Regions from separate parts of the Homo sapiens genome. Here region 2 is linked to region 1. The links are chromatin loops, found by intact Hi-C in ENCODE. Cell type or tissue: dorsolateral prefrontal cortex. All regions are shown on one strand. Each heading gives the region's core, and the rest is flanking DNA. Links, peaks and the distances in the headings are about the cores only.

What was found. Peaks named below come from ENCODE experiments on the same cell type or tissue, not always from the same donor. Only the 100,000 strongest peaks of a DNase experiment are listed, where the experiment ranks them.
Region 2: it touches region 1 in a loop (2.0-fold over the local background); 6 of 110 quality-filtered maps call a loop at or near these places.

What each region holds. Positions count from the first base shown.
Region 1 is chr3:16,349,564-16,354,942 of GRCh38, forward strand. All of the region lies in intron 7 of RFTN1 (raftlin, lipid raft linker 1), which reads right to left. It also overlaps a transcript of OXNAD1 not described here. Among named protein-coding and RNA genes, the nearest start is that of OXNAD1, 87 kb to the left of the region's middle. In dorsolateral prefrontal cortex, for the core only: no CTCF peak of the experiment used is centred there; no DNase peak of the experiment used is centred there; H3K27ac peaks cover 1,605 bases.
Region 2 is chr3:16,301,150-16,306,528 of GRCh38, forward strand. OXNAD1 (oxidoreductase NAD binding domain containing 1) reads left to right here. Exons shown (of 9, transcript NM_138381.5): 7 at 477-719; 8 at 1,491-1,599; 9 at 2,259-4,938. The coding sequence ends at 2,413. It overlaps LOC107986065 (a long non-coding RNA gene), which reads right to left and starts at 482. Exons shown (of 2, transcript XR_001740608.2): 1 at 28-482. RefSeq lists enhancers at 365-946, 947-1,526. In dorsolateral prefrontal cortex, for the core only: no CTCF peak of the experiment used is centred there; a DNase peak (open chromatin) is centred at 3,136; H3K27ac peaks cover 3,807 bases.

The sequences.
Region 1 (5,379 bases), core at 279-5,278:
CCATTTAAAATCATGCTCAAAGCAAGAAGTTGCACAAGAAAAGGGTATGTTCAAGACAATAAAAATGGGATTATTCAACTCCTATTTTACTTGCTTTTCTACAAGGAGACAAATTTGGCTAAAGTCTAAGAGACTGTGAAGTTTTCTCCCCATTAATGGCATCACAGCATTTGTATCTGATTCATCAGGATTCTCCTGAGAAAGAGAATCAGTAGGCTATCTTGTATCTAGAAAGATTCATTTTGAGGAACTGGCTTACATGACTGTGGAGGATGTAAAATCCAAAGTTTGCAGGGTAGCCCAGCAGGCTGGATATTCCAGCAGGAGTCGATGTTGCAGTTTTGAGTCTGCAGGCTGAATTCCTTCCTCTTCCGGGATCTCAATCTTTTTTCTTAAGGCCTTCAACTGATTGAAGTCCACTCACATTAGGAAGGGTAATGTGCTTTACTCTTCTACTGAGTGGAATGTTAATCACATCTAAAAATACTTTCATAGCAACATCTAGATTGGTGTTTGATCAAGTAAGTGAGTACTATAGCCCAACAAAGCTGACATAAAATTAACCATCACAGGACAATTCTGCAACTTAATTTTCTCGTTTAACATTTCCTGTAATTCCTTCCATGTCAGCTTATACAGAATGACCTCATCTATAATAAGAATATATTATCCTTTGTTTAACCATTCCCCTACTGATGGACATGAACATTATTACCTTTTTTGATATTACAAGTAATGCTGAGATAATATCCTTGTCTATGCCTTCTTGTGAACACATGCATTTGTTTCTTTAGAAGAGATGGACATGAAGTATGAAATTGCTGAGTCATGGATGGGCGTGGGCATTTCAAATTGTTAACAGATGTTAGCAGTTTGCCCTCTGAAGCAAACTTGAAAATTTTAAATGAGCTCAAGCTGAGATGAATCACTTTTTTTTTTTTTTTAAAGGAAAAGGCACTCATCCATACATACTATTCTGTAAACAGGTGTGTAACTGTCAAGGTGAGTGGCACACAAGAATTTGATAAAAGTCAAAGTACTGAAGGCGCTGCTAAAGTAGATCTGAGGCTATTCTGACTTCCTCGTTACTCACCTGTGCTATGATTTGCTTTGCAGTGGGAAAGGATGGAGATGCAGCCTGGGAGGGGTTTGGGTGTTGATTCCTGGGCCTTTCATGGGAGTGATTATTCACAGGAAAATCATCCCTATCACAGGAAAAAGGCAGAGAACTGCTGTCTTTGGCACTAAAGACTATGATCTCAGAACCAAAGTAATTATCTTGGAGAAACTGTGGCAATAGAAGAAAAAAGCCAGATGGTTTAAAAAGAACAAATATTGGCTCCCTTGTGAATTCTAGAAACCATAGAAATTGATGTTACTCCCTGGCAAATCCTAGAGTGGATTCTTAAAGAGATGGTTGGGAGCCTTTGAAAGCAAAAGCTTGAGCCCCAGAAACCTGCAGAACTTCATGAAGAACAAGTGAGACCTAATGTGTTATTACACAGGATTCACAGGATTATGAGACAGGGTTACAGGCCAGAGTAGGTTTCAGTTACAGAAAAGTGTGTCATCGAGCCTTTCATGTAAATACAATAGAGGAATGGAAGATGGAACAACAGGGCCACCTGAATCCACTGCAGAATGGTTTGGGTTAGTGTCAGGCACTGGTGGAGAGATTCCTGCAGCGCGCCAAGGACTGTGTCCTTGATCCAGTCTGTTTGCCATTGAGACCAGTCAGGAGCCTCCATACATATGAAGCCTTCAGGGAAGCCAAGGCTGGAAGATCCCCAGAATGAAGGATGATATATCCATGATCAGAAATGTCTTGACAGGCTGGGGAAATGGGCAGAAGCGAATAGTATGAAATAAAATGGGGGTTAACTCAACAAAAGATTGAATACGCAGGCAGAGAGTGGAGAAGAGCTGACTCCAGAGCCTCATGACAAAGTCTGCGGGGTTGCAGAGGCTGTAATGATACCCTAAGCCATTCTACCTGAGGCTGTACTTGCAGAAATACAAGTCCACCCTGACAGAAGTCAAGTCCTCGCAGGTAGCAGCTGCTTTCTAGGATGCTCATGCCCTTCTGACCTCACCAACTGAGCACTTCAGGGGTAAGCTGTATATAAGTTAGACCCATTATCCTAATTACATGTCTTAATTTAAATGATTTAAAAGCATATAAACTATAAGTGCAAAAACAAGTTGTTTCTCAAAAAACTAAGTTGAATTCCTTGAATAGACTCAGCAAAGAACAATCACTAAAAAGTAACAACTGGCTGAATTAGGGGTGTGTTGGGTGAGGGGACTAGAAAGACTAGAAAAAAAAATCATGAAAACATGGATTCTGCAGTCAGATTCCATTGATATTTTAAAGAAACTGACACTGGGCATTGTAGCCAGCACACTTTGGGTGTGGTTTATATGAGAAAGATGAGGCAGAACTCTACTTCAGCAGACACTCAACTCAAAAAGACTGGCAAATGGACATGTATTTACATACTTTACATTCAAATAAAATGTGTAAGATAGGAATCTGATTTGCTTTGGGTCTCTTTAATTGGCTTTTTCAATTAACCCACCAGCCACCATACCAATTGCATCAGCTGTAAGTGCTTTTTCTACTCTCTTATGTTCCATTCTGGCACCAAATTTCACGATAAGCACTGATATGCTAGAACATATTCCAGGGAGAGGGATAAACATGGAAAAGGCTCTATGGCTCAGGTAGCACCTGGTGGTGTCTATAAGCTCTGATGGGCTGTCAGGCTCAAAGATAAACAGATTCAGAGGGAAGAAGAGGGTCTCTGTATCTTGCTCTTTACCTATTCATCTATGTAGTTTTTTCCTTTCCTTTCCAAGAATTACCCTTTCTGCTCACATACTAGACTGTAAACTCAAAGAAAGTAAACAAAATACCTGTTATAAATGCCCTATGGATAGACATTTATCTTACAAATGCCTTTAATTTTAGGCTGTAGGTTTCCAACCGAGCAAAATGCAATTATTTGTATTTGACTCTACAGGTTCCCTAGCCCAACCTCCTCTGTGCTTTTAGCATAAAACGAAGGCAATGGGGGGAGGATCTGTCTCACTGATGATACCAGGTGACTGACACAGAAAGCAGTATGTAGTGAGGGCTTACTATGTGCCCAGTCCTACATTCACAACTTTTTAATATATTTTCTCTTTTAATTCTCATCAATTTTGAGAGGTTGTTACCAGTATCCCCATTTATACAACTGAAAATAGAAAAAGCAGGTGTGGTTTACTTTTCACATAGTCTGTCACTCAGCTTGGAATCAGAGAGGCAGGATGCACACTCAGGCCAGACTCTGGAATCTCCGCTGTCTTGCCAACGTGCTGCACTGTCCGCACACTACATTTTCGTGTGTCCATGCACGTGAAGAGAGAGGGAAGCCAGCGAGACAGGGTGGAATTGGAATGGCACATCTACACAGAGCTGAGGGATCAGCACAGGAGGAGGAAAGAGGCAGGAAAGGGACAGACCAGTCCCCACTGTGAGACATGAGAAAGAGCTGGGCAGGGACGTTTTGTGGTCGGAGAGCTAGAGATTATAGGCCTGCCTGGGAGGACAGTGGTTACCAGAAAAGCAGAGTTAACTAGAAGCCAAAAGGGACCTGCTCAGGCCTTAAAAAGGAAAAATCTTTCCCAGAGGCCAAAAGGGTGGGGAAAAGAAGTAGCTGGGTCTCAAGGGTAGAAGACGTGAGAGCTGGAAAAATGCCCCCAGCCTTAGAGAGGGGCAGGCAGGAGAGGGGCTGTCTGCAGGCCCAAGTCAGGGTCTGACGGAGCCTCTTCAAAGAGCTGAGGTGCGGGGGAACCTGTCCCGGACTGGACATTGCTGGGCTGTGCTGGTTACAGAGCTGTCTACACTTAGTTCCCCTAAGACAGGGATTCTCAAGGTGGGGTTCCCACACCAGCAGCAGCAGCTCACTTGAAAATGTTTTAGAAATGAAAATTCTTGGGCCCCATCTCAGAGCCACCGTTAAAGACTAAATGTTTTCTATCCTCCCACAATGCGTATGTTGAGGCTCCAAGCCCTAGTTTGGCTGTATTTGGAGATGGGGCCTCTACAGAAGTAATTAAGGTTAAATGAAGTCATACGCATGGGACCCTGATTGAACAGGATTAGTGTCCTTATAAGAAGAGACACCAGAGTAGCCCCCTCCCACCTGTGCGTGCTCAGAGGCAAGGGCATATGAGGATACAGTGAGAAGGAAGCCATCTGCAAGCCAGGAAGAGAGCCCTCACCAGAAACCAAACCCTCCCAGAACCTTGATCTTGGACTTTTCAGCCTCCAGAACTGAGAGGAAAGAAATTTCTGTCGTTTAATCCGTCTAGTCTGGTATTTTGTTATGGCAGCCCAAGCAGACTAAGACATCCATTGAATAGGAAATAGGGGTAGAGCCTGGATAGCTGTGTTTTAAAAAGTTCTCCAGGTGATTCTGATACAAGCTCAATTTTGAGAAACACTAGTCTACCTTGGGCTGAACCAAAAAGCCTTCAACCCAATCAGCAAGCATTTACTGGAGTGCCTTGGAGAACAAAGATGAATATTCCCAGACCAAGAAACTCACAACGGAGGGAGGAAAGTGGACAAATAACAAGGATAGAGTACAACAGGAGCTGTGATAGGGTCATGCCCAGAGAGTTATGAGAACACAGAGGAGGGGTCTTTCACCCTGCAGGAGGTGACCTAAGAGCTGACTCCTGAAGGTTGTTTCCACCAGCTGCAAAGAGGAAAAGAAACCCATAAACCAAGGAGTTACAGTCTTCCCACAAGATCTCTCCTCCATCTGCTTTCAGGAGATGTCAATCTCAGAGGCTGCGTTAGCCTGACTGCGTGGAGCAGAAACTTGAGACAGCACTGGGCAGTAAGCCTGAAGGTACTGAGGATGCCCAAGTCACCTCCTTTGACACAGTTCTGTCCCCCAGGCATTGACACTCCAGGCCTCTGATGGGAGCAGCAGCCTTGATGATCTCAGAAATGCCTTCAGGTCTTCCTTTCGTTGTCTTGGTGAATAGCATATGGCATCCTTCCACCAGCACCAATCTCCCTATCAAACAGTAGCCTGGCCAACCTTGGTTTTGTCTTCTGAATACACTTTCTCATTCTTGACAACGAAGCCAGGCTGAGAATTTTCACAATCTTTAAGCTCTGCTTCCCTTTTGATTACAAACTCCATTTTCAGTTTGTTTCTCTCTTCCTGCATTTTACTATCAACAGCCAAGAACAGCTACACTGCACCCTGAACACTTTGCTTAGTGATTTCTTCCACCAAATATCCTAGTTCGTCCCTCTTTGGTTCTGCCTTCCACAAAGCGCTAGGACACGAACACAATTTAGCCAAGTTCTTTGCC
Region 2 (5,379 bases), core at 121-5,120, 49 kb before region 1:
GGATCAAGAAGGAGCACCAGTACTTACACTTTTCAGCCTTGATGAACCCAGGGCAGGCAGTCTAGTGACATTTGCCACATCCTGTTTCTCTCAGCTTTGGTTAGAACACAGGAACACAACTCAGATAAAGGAGACCCATACTTCAGAGCTGTACCCTGCCTTTGAGTCCATTGCCTCTTTCCTCAATCCAGTTCATCGCCTAAGAAGTTAACAAATGGTGAAATCACTGAAGCACATCTCCTTTTCTCAGTATTGGAATGGCTGTTCATTATGGATTACGAAGGTGGATTAGCCTGTGGCCTATAAAATGAGCAAGTGGAATCAATTCACAGGGCATCGGGAAAATTGGGAGCAAGCTATAAAAATAGTCTTAAATACTGATAATACAGGAGATAGACCCAGTTTTATTAAAGTAGAACATTTGGTTTAAGACCTTTGCTACAAAAGACTAAAAGGTCTTTTCTTTCCTGCCTTAGTGTACACTTGACTGTGAAGTGGCTGTGAGAGTGGGTGGAGAGTTCTTCTTTGACCCTCAGCCTGCGGATGCCTCTAGAAACCTCGTGTTGATTGCAGGAGGAGTCGGAATTAACCCTCTGCTTTCCATCCTGCGGCACGCAGCAGATCTCCTCAGAGAGCAGGCAAACAAAAGAAATGGATATGAGATAGGAACAATAAAACTATTCTACAGTGCAAAAAATACCAGCGAACTCCTGTTTAAGGTAAGGGAGGTATAGCTTGCTGTAAGCAAACTTGTGTAGTGGTATTAATTGTTCATGAAAGTTTTTTCTCTAGGTTTTGTTTTCTCTGCAAAGGTTCAAACAAAAGGCTTGGCAAGATTTAATCATGCTTAAATGAGAACTAACCAACACACCTTACCCAAGACAAGTAAAACTGCTAGTGTTGAAGAGGCTAGCAGTTAGGTGACAGGAAAGGGTAGGTTTTGGTGGGATGGAATCTGGAGGTTAAATGAACAGAAAAGTCACAAGGGTCCCGAGATTCCAGTCAAGAGACCTACAGTGGACTAGTGTATCACAGGAGTAGGTAAGACTTAGACAGTTTGGACCCAGCTGGGTAAATGAAACCCCTGTCAGTTGCATCTGTTTAAACTAAGTGCATTTGATGAAGAAAGCTTTCACTGGGGATTGCTTTGCAGCTGCAGGAATGAACAAAAGAACAGAAACAGTTAAAAGACACAACTGTGGTCAGTGAAACTGCTGCTTAATTGCCAATGCTTGAGAAAAAGGAAAAAGAAAAAACTCCCGGAGAGTTGGTAATATGCTTGTTAGCATATTCAGATTTCAATTAAAGCCAAATAGCCCTCTGTAGTCTGAATGCTCTGGCCTGCTAGGCTGCAAACAATATCTCTCTAAGTAGAGAGCGAGAGCGGCAGACGTGTGCAGAATGGGAGTTGAGGTTCAGCGTCAATGGTTGTGCACATCTGTTTTGATTTTTTAAAATTGTAGTGTGACCAAATATGTTTGACATTCCAGAAAAATATCCTTGATTTAGTAAATGAATTTCCTGAGAAGATTGCATGCAGTTTGCATGTTACAAAACAGACTACACAAATCAATGCGGAACTCAAGCCATACATCACGGGTGAGTCCCCTAAAGATATTTTGACTATCTCCATGCAGTTATTTGATGGACACACCAGTTGGTTGAGCGTAGATGCTTTATTGTTGGAAGCTGCTGGCTGGGAATGTCACTATCTGGGGAATTGGGATGATTCCTCATGGAAAAATGGATATTTAGTTGGGTTTACTCATTATATACAGGTTTCCTATTGCCTGTGTTAAAAGTGTACTTTTCACACTTTTTAAGAGGCCTTTGCATCATCACTGTAGTGTCCATACAAATAATTTATATTCCAGATTTGGCTGAATTGATTCCATTTGCCATTAATGGTCATTTAAACAACTCATAATTTCCTCTGAAAGGATTTTTATAAAACAGTTACTTCCTTTGCTGAAGGCAATTTGTATCTCCATCAAAGACCAGTAAGCTAGCTGGCCCTTTCTGCAGAGTGCATTACGATGAGCTTCCCACTTTGCTTGCTTAGGTTTAGGAAGCCTGGAGATGCACTCTGCTTGGGTCTGGGCCCAGATGCCAATAGGAGCCATACTGTGAATGGCTTAAGAAGACTAGACTCACTGAACTTGGAAATAAACACTGTATCTGAATTGTGGTTAGTCCTTCCTCATTTGCTGATACAACCATGTCTGGCTTAATTTGGTGTTTATTCTGGTTTTTGGTAGAAGGAAGAATAACGGAGAAGGAGATAAGAGATCATATTTCAAAAGAGACTTTGTTCTATATTTGTGGCCCACCTCCAATGACAGACTTTTTCTCCAAGCAACTGGAAAACAACCATGTACCCAAAGAACACATTTGCTTTGAGAAGTGGTGGTAGGAGGCAGACAAAGGCAGAAAAAATAAAGAGGTGAGATCTACTCAGGAGAGCTCCTGTCCTTTGTGGCATGATTAATTTTTTTTATCTCTACTTGAGTTGTCTTATTTTTTAAGGCTATAAACTTAGTGACCAGCTGGATAATAAAAGCCAGCTGGCAGACTTAAATGATAAACTTTTTGCAAAGACCTCAGTGATCAAACTATTTTTTACTATACTGATTTTCTGTTATTAACAACGATTTAATTGTCTCATGATGTACCATGATTGGTCAGTATAGATTTTTCTTTTGTCTTTAGGCAAAAAAAAGATATATACTTATGTCTAATCATAGGAAAATGTGATTTTTGAGTATAAAATGTGGGCTAGCTTTAAATTATTTGACAGCCATCTATATATCTTATGTTTAATGAAAGTATAATTTAAATACAATCTTAATAATTTTACTTTGAAAATTCTTTTTATTTAATGCCTTTGTTTACTGTACCATGGCCTACAGTCTTATTTGGTCCATCAAAGTTAAGTTTGGACATGGAAAATTGTTAGGAAAACTGCTTTAGGGAGTTAAATATCCAGCATATTTGCTTTCTTGTTAATGAATATCCTAAGTGTGTATCCTGACTAATTGTTAGTTTCTTCTCAAATGAAACCCTTTCTGTGTCTTGGCTGTCTGCCTTAACGCTGTAGGAGGCAGCTTCTTGCTTGGGACAAAGGCATTGGTGATGTGTTCCATGTTGAATCTGCCTTCAGTGCCTGGGCTGGCTTGCTATGGAAATGTGCTTAGCATTGATTAGGGGGTAGAGAGCTGTTTCTAAATCCTGCTTTTCTACTTTTTATTTCACTCATTTGCCAGAATTGTTCTTGGCACCAGCAGCTCCTTAACATATAGTTGTTGAATGACTGAAAGAAAGCAACTAATGTTTTAACTCCTTGCTAAGTCTGAGATTGGGAGGCAGTCCCCTAGAGTGGATAGAAAGAATGGTGGAGCCTCATCCCAAAGCTGCTCTGATGAAACTGCTAGAAAGCAGATTGTAGTTCTTTGTTTAGATTTTTAAAAATCCAAAAGAAGTCCTGACTGAGGCCAGGCCATTCCTTTTATGACAAGTAGTCCTGGGCCCAAGGTTGCCTGCATAGAGATCACAGGAGGGTGAAGGGAGCCTGGGAAGAAGGACAGATAAGTGCTGGAGACCTAGGAGCTCCAGTTGAGATTCTGTTCTGGAGCGGATGAGAGAAGACAGGTTACCCTTTCTTATCTTTGTTGTTGCAGGCCTCCCAGGGACTTGTGGGCTTGAACAGATATGATTCATGGGACCTGAAGGTGACTCTAGCTTCTGCCCAGTTTTGAGTTTTGTCAAGTTTTAAGCAGAGATCATTTGTCAACTATTTTGATCCCAGATTTGAATTTGGGGAGGAAGGGAGGAGCTACTGACCTGATGGGAATATCATAATCCATTCAAGGAAATGGTCATTAGTACCTCAGAGGTGAAGGGAATATGTGAAGCTCTGGATCACTACAAGGAGCCCTGACTTACCAGTTGGCCCCAAAGTGCCCAGGCTGAGGGCATAGGAGCATGATGAGATGCAAGGATGTGGGATTATCAAGGGGCACGTCTACTAACTGGTGAAGGCAGTCTGCGGGGGAGGACACCTAAAGGTATGCGGAAAGTACCTAACCCAGACCTCTCTGCATTAGGAGTGGAGGTGCAAAGTGAGCATCTCCAGTGCAGCATGGGATGGGAAGATAGGGAGGTGTCGCCCACTGTCTCGGTTTAGCCAGCACCACGGCTGGCTGTGTGCCTGCTACTGTCAGAGAGCAAGGGTCATCTGTCCTGCCCAGCTATGCCTGCCACCCTGTTGCTGACTCAGTATTGGCAGAATTGCTGAGATGGGCCAGGTCATCACCTTTGCCTGGAGTGTTCATCCTTTCAGTGCCATTATTCTGGTGCTAAGTGCTGAAGAACATTTTCAGGTCTAGCCGAGAATGTCCTCTTGCTCTTGCCTGCCAGGCCTGTCCAGATCTTTTTGGTACTTAAATTGAGCTAACTCCAGCCAGAGTGGCTTGGAATTCATAGTGCGGTGGCTCAGAGTATAGGCTCGAAAGCCCTTGAGCCAGATTGCCTGGGTTCAGATCTCACCTATACTACTTACTAGGTAGATGACCTTGAGCAAGTCACTTAACTGCTCTATGCCTCATTTAAAATTACATACAACTACATGTAAAAGGGAGATGATACTGCTGCCTACCTACCTACATGATAGGGCTGTTACGGGGATTGAAGGTGATCATACATGTAAAGTGCTTGGCAGAGCACTGCATGAGTGTGTTGTCGTTATTAATTTGCTATTCCTTGTCCTATTCAGAAAGGATTTCAAGAGGCTGGATGCCTTAGATGTGGTCTAACTTGAAACCTTCATGTGGGTGTGCGTCTGTCTTGTTTATTGCTGTGCCAGGCACAAAATAGGTATTTCATAAATATTTGTTAATATGCTCAGAGTTGATAAGCTGGATTAAAGTGACTTCTTAAGGATCCTCTGGCTCTATGAGTTTGAAAAAATGTTTCTTCTTTTGACATAAGACCCTTTCCCAGCCTACTCAAGGGACTAGGTTAGTCTGATATTTGTATCTTTCTCAGATTTTATTTATATTTTTTCAAACATATGACAAAGTAGAGATAGTAAAATGACTTCTCGTGCATCCATCACCCGGCTTCCATGACTAGCAGCATTCTGTTTTTGTCAGCCCTCAGCTTCTTTGTGGGGGTGTTCTTCTTGCTGGTGTGTTTTCAAGCAAAGCCTAGCAATTGTATCGTGTCACTTCTAAATTCTTCAGTATATATTTCTAACAGATACATCACCTCAGCACAACCACAATGTCATCATCATACCTAACACAAGTGACAATGATTCCTTAATATCCTCTAAGACCCTTCTGTGTTGTTTCCTCATGGCCTCAAAAGTCCGAATATTGC